Linked DNA regions of Mus musculus: region 1 is linked to region 2. Evidence: chromatin contacts called from ENCODE POLR2A ChIA-PET data. All regions are on one chromosome and are shown on one strand. Each heading gives the region's core, a stretch centred on a gene start or an enhancer-like site at or near the end of the contact. The rest is flanking DNA. Distances are from core to core; before and after follow the strand shown.

Region 1 (2,700 bases), core at 101-2,600, 190 kb after region 2:
TAGCGGGCAGGACGAGGACTGGTCAGATGAGGAGAGTCCCCGGAAAGTTGCCACTGGGGTGAGGGTACGGGCGCTTTATGACTATGCTGGCCAGGAGGCTGATGAGCTGAGCTTCCGAGCAGGTATGCTGGGCCCTTTCATGGTCCTTCCCACTTCAGCCCCCGTCCTACTTGCTAGAGCAGGGCTGTAGACGAAGAAAGCCAGGGACTCCATCCTCACAGGCTGCTCAGGGTCCAGCTGCAGCCTGACAGTTGCCTCCCTGGGGTCTAAGGTTGGGTGGCTTTTCCTGGCTGTGTCCTATCCTGGTCTGAGTTGGGTATCCTCCAGTTTGTCGGCCCTTGTGCTATTCCATCCCCCAGTCCATGACCTAGTTTTGAGACCAGTAAAGCCAGTGCTTTGGGCAATGACTGTTTTGTCTTTCTTCAGGGGAAGAGTTGCTGAAGATGAGCGAGGAGGATGAGCAGGGCTGGTGCCAGGGCCAGCTGCAGAGTGGCCGCATTGGTCTGTACCCTGCCAATTACGTAGAATGTGTGGGCGCCTGAGTGCCCTGACAGCCCTACCAAGGCGTCTCTCTGACCTGGGCCAGAGCTTAACCCTTCCTGGACTGCTGGACCTGAAGGCCCTGAACCATGTGCTGCTGCTGTCTCTCTTTTCCCACAGGAGGAAGTCTCAGGGCCCATGAAGGGCAGGGGTCTGTGTCTAGAGTTGGAGGTTGGAATGATGGAGGGTCGAGAGGTGCCCGAGCCTCCTCGGGAACATTTGGGTCATCCCAGAGTGGGAGGATCCAGCTCCTAAACTGTTTAGGAGTTCCTGGGGTGAGGTTGGGGAGAATGTAGTTTGAGGCTGGCAGCACCTTCTTTTGTGACTTGTAGTGTGCATTAAATTTGATTAAGAATAAAAACCCCATCAAGTGTTGTGAGCGTCTTTTGATAGCCTACTCTTGCTGGTGGGAGGCACGGGGTCGGCCCGTGGGCGTGCCATGTGTTATGGAACTGGGATTGGGCAGGCAGTTGCCTCCTGGTATCTGCCCCGGAATTTCAGGAGTGCAATCTGGACTGGAAGGGACTTGGTGATCAAGGTTGTTGTGTGCTGGCCTCTGCTCTAGGCCAGTTGCTGGATTGTGAGCTGAGCTGGAGCCCTGCCAATGCCTTCCGGATGGGGCTATGAGCACTTGGGAGATTGTTAATCATTACTCGTCCATCACAGAGTCTGTTACCATGGCTCTCTGCCTGACGCCTACAGCCAGTGGTCGAGCGGTACGTAGGGTACCCGGGTCCAGCAGGAACTCGTGAGGAAGTTTGGGCCAGTCCACGAGCCGTCGCCCGCTCGGGCTGCGGATTGGCCAGGCGCAGCGCGGCGTTCACTCTCAGGCCCGTGGTGGAGCTCCCGGCTGCTAACGTCATGTTTCAGCCCCGCCCGACGTTCATTGGCCCAGATCTGGTCGAATCACTCCACTCGTAGGCGGGTCGGGGCCCTGTCGTGACCGGCGCGGTGAGCCTGCCTTCGCCGCCGAGGATTGGCCCGCGCCGGGACCTGTCGGTCGCGGTTGTGTCTGGGAAGGAGAGAAAATGGCGGCGAGCCCGAGCAAGACCGAAATCCAGACTATTTTTAAGAGACTTCGCGCAATTCCCACCAACAAGGTGCTTGAGCGGGCGGGGTACGGGTCCTGACGCCGGCGGAGAAGACGTCTCTTGTCCCCTGGGGTCTGAGGGAGGGCGAGGACGGAGGTTGGAGGCTTTCTTGTGGTTTCTAGCGCCGGGCCTCGACTCTGGGCCCTAACCGTTCGCTTGTCGTCTTTTCCACTTAGGCCTGTTTCGATTGTGGCGCCAAGAGTCCTAGTTGGGCCAGCATCACTTACGGTGTATTTTTGTGTATTGACTGCTCCGGAGTGCATCGCTCCTTGGGTGTCCATCTCAGCTTTATCAGGTAGGTTCTGTGTGAGGGTGCTGTGCCTCCACGGGGGCTGTGTGCGTGGTCAGCGACGGGGAGAGGGCGCCTGGACTTGGACCTTCCTGAATTTGATGTTTGGATTTCTCCTGGCGGGAGTTCTGGTAGCCTACAGCGGGGGCTTGCGGGCGGAGGGCGGCGGGGGGTTCCACCTCTGTAGACTTCTCTCTTCACAGTTAACATGGTACTCAGCATCAGTTTGGGGGAGAGCTTAGATGCATTGACCTTGTTATTGCAGAAAGATTGGCCCAGTAGGTCTCCAGTGCGACTTTGACCAAACTTTAAGAAGAGCCAAACCCGTGCCTGCATTTCTCAGAAGTCGACCTCCTTTCGGATCTCCTTTTCAGAAATAATTAGTACCCTTTGGATTAGGCGAAGCGCAATGATTTCAAATACAGGGGAGAGAGGAGGAAATGGGACAGTGACTGATGGTTCCTGGACACCCACAGAAGCCTGAGGCCGAATGACAGGTTTAGTCTTGATAGGGAAGGTGACACTCAGCCCTTGTACACAGGTCCACAGAGTTGGATTCGAACTGGAGCTGGTTGCAGCTGAGGTGTATGCAGGTCGGCGGGAATGCCAATGCGGTAACGTTCCTTTACCTTCTTCCACCCCCATCCTTCTGCCTGGGTATTTAACTTTTCCTTGATTTCTCAAAGTGAGTTTGGTTTCTCTGTTCCGAGAGTTTGCAGCTCTGGAACATGCCACACACTTTTCTAAATTCAGAAAAATTTAAACAGCTTCTTTCAAAGA
Region 2 (2,712 bases), core at 5-2,504:
GTGCCTCTAGCTGCCAGGAGAGGCTTGGCTGCCAGAATGTGCCGGTAAAGACACCCCAGGGTCTAAAGCCAGCACTGTTTAGCTTGATGGCGTGGTACAAAGAAACACAGGTGGGGAAACTGAGTCATAGTCCAAACCTCTTCCTCCTAAATGATCTTATTCTTGGGCACCAAGAGACAAGAGGTGGGGCTGAAGAGAAGAGATGCCTCACAGTTGCCAGAGCCAGAGGCTGTGGTAACTAACTTATGGCTAATTAATTTGGTGCTCTAGATTGTTAACTGACTGTAGTCCCTTATGAGCCTGAGCCTCAGTGTCCTCATCAGGGAATGGATGAGGTAACAGAGCTCCCTAACAGCGATGAATATGAGGTGAACTTGACAATGCAGGTAGCTGCTGGCATCGAGGAGGGAATGCAAGTCCTCTGAATGCCAGGGGAGGTCTGAAGCACTCGCAGAAGGAATGTGCTCTGCAGACTGATGGCAGCCGGATGGGGATGTGAGTCAACCAAGCCAGAAGTTCAATCTGGAAAGTTTAAATGTGATCTGCCCCGTCTTCTACTGGCTGTGACCTTGAAACTGCCTCAGTTTCCTCATCTGCCAATGGATGTTAAGAGAGAAATCATCGGTCTCTGATTGGTGGGCTACAAGCCTATGTCTGGAATCTTCAGGCCATAATTAGTGACCCCTGCCCCAGCCCTCCCCGACCCCTCGCGGCCGCCACTGCCAACACCAGCACAAACAAACGAGCAAAGCTTCACTGGGACCAAGGCAGGCCCTCGCCAGGCCAAGACCTTAGCGGGTCATGCAGAGGCAAGGGGGGACCACAGGTTCAGCAGAGAAGTATGGGGTATGGAGAGAAAGGAGAAAGCAAGAGAAAGGAAAGTCAATAAAATGAGCTAGAATGTCTGGTGGAAGGAGAAGACAAGAAGCGGGGCAGCAGGGAGGGCTGAGGGGCAGAGCGTGGGACGTCAGAGGTAAAGAGCCAAAGAGCAGGCAAGTTCAACTCCTAAACTGAGGACGAGTCGCGACAGGTTTGGGAACTGACACGGTCCATCCCGCCCCGGACGCCGGCCTGAGGGTCCAGCGATCACTCACCGCGCAGTGGCAGAGGTGGCAGCGGCAGCAGATGCAGCGCTCCGGGCGGGCCCGGCCATCCAGCTGCAGTGTCGCGCCCCGCCCCGCTCTGCCTCGCCCGGCCCCACCACTAGGCCCCCAGCCCGGAGCCACCCCCGGCGTGCAGCCACGTCACACGGGACAGTCCGGAACCCGACGCGCGCGGCTCCGGGGGGCTAGACGGAGCGACGGCGGGGGAGGCGCTTCCGCCTCATACCATGGGGGACCCGCGCGGTCAGCGCACTTCCGCTCGGGGCGGATTCTGGGGCTGCGGGGAGAGTAGGACGGAAGTGGGTACCCTCGTGGGCATCGCGTTTAGCCAAGTTAAGCTAGGGTGAGGGCGGCACCCACGCGGGAACCGGGATCAACAGGGCGGCGGGGCTTCAGTGTGGCGTCCTTCTGAGGATGCAGTTCCAGCAGTGGCCACACGGGGGCGCGCACGGCTGCCAAACCGCTCCGTCCCGGGACGAGAGCAGGGCTATGGCTCTCTGAGTCAGCAGGCCTGGCTCCTCCATGAGCTAGGGAAAGGGGAAGTGCCTGCCGCAAGGAGGGGCCTGGCTCTGGGTACCTCAGAAGAGGGAATTTTATTCTTACTCATCGAATTATTTTTATGCTTTGGTTTTTCACTTGGAACCTCAGGCCACCGTCTCCAGGACTGTAACCCTTTGAAGTCCAGTACACGTTTCTAGAGCCTGTGCCCTGGAATTTCAAGCCAGGATACAACAAAGGACTTGGTGTTCTCTTACCCTGACAAAGCTGTACCTGAACTCTTAGACCGAAGGAGCAGTTAGTGGCAATAACAATGGCTACAGTTCTCTGATCTAGGGTAGCCCTTTACTGACCATTTACTCAGTAATCAGTGTTAACTTTACCAAATCGTTTTTATCTTTCAGGTGGGTACTGACTGTTGACCTAGGGTCAGACATATGTCACACATATGGCAGAGGCGGAATTCAACTTGGATGTACCTCTCCCTAGGGCGTGCGATGGCCACCTCATGTCTAAGCTGGAGCTAAGGTGTGGATGTGGCCTAACACCCCCCACTCCTTTGCGATCCGATACATGTTTGCATCCTTCTCTGGGAATCAGCCAGTAACTGACATGGAAGACATTCAGCAGAGGCCGAATGAGTGCTCCCCTGGGCTGGCTGTGACAGAGTGAGGGGCTCATTAGTCCTCACCTACCATTGCGGCTCTCTATGGTCCCTTGTTCCTTCTGGGCGCTCCGAGAGCAGACCGAACTCACACATCACAGTTGATGCCCTACCTCACAGTGTGTGTTTGTGTGTGTGGTTGTTGTTGTTGTTGTCGTTTTACTTTGAGATTGGTTCTATGTAGCCCTAACCCCCTGCCTGTTCTGGAACTTTCTATGTAGATGTGGCTGACTTTGAACCTACAGAGATCTGCCTACTTCTACCTCCTCAGTGCTAGAATTAAATACGTGTGCCACCACTCTTGGTTTATTTATTTATATATTTTTGACATAAGGTCTCATGTAGACTACCCCTAAACTTATTATATAGCAGAGAATGACCTGGAACCTGTGGACTGCCTGGATAGATGTGCCCTCCTACATCCAGTTTATGCAGTGCTGACAGCCT

The links. ChIA-PET counts read pairs that join two places held with the same protein, here RNA polymerase II (POLR2A).
Region 1: POLR2A ChIA-PET joins it to region 2 with 15 read pairs in Patski. The contact joins the promoter of Arfgap2 here to the promoter of Slc39a13 in region 2. POLR2A ChIA-PET finds 5 or more read pairs at or near these places in 3 of 5 experiments (Patski and embryonic stem cell).

Annotation. Positions count from the first base shown.
Region 1 is chr2:91,263,765-91,266,464 of GRCm38, forward strand. Arfgap2 (ADP-ribosylation factor GTPase activating protein 2) reads left to right here and starts at 1,351. Exons shown (of 16, transcript NM_023854.2): 1 at 1,351-1,640; 2 at 1,808-1,926; 3 at 2,462-2,534. The coding sequence starts at 1,569. It overlaps Pacsin3 (protein kinase C and casein kinase substrate in neurons 3), which reads left to right. Exons shown (of 11, transcript NM_001289678.1): 10 at 1-122; 11 at 427-916. The coding sequence ends at 542.
Region 2 is chr2:91,069,061-91,071,772 of GRCm38, forward strand. Slc39a13 (solute carrier family 39 (metal ion transporter), member 13) reads right to left here and starts at 1,255. Exons shown (of 10, transcript NM_026721.3): 1 at 1,095-1,255. It overlaps Gm39874 (predicted gene, 39874), which reads left to right and starts at 1,291. Exons shown (of 2, transcript NR_166131.1): 1 at 1,291-1,446; 2 at 2,006-2,563.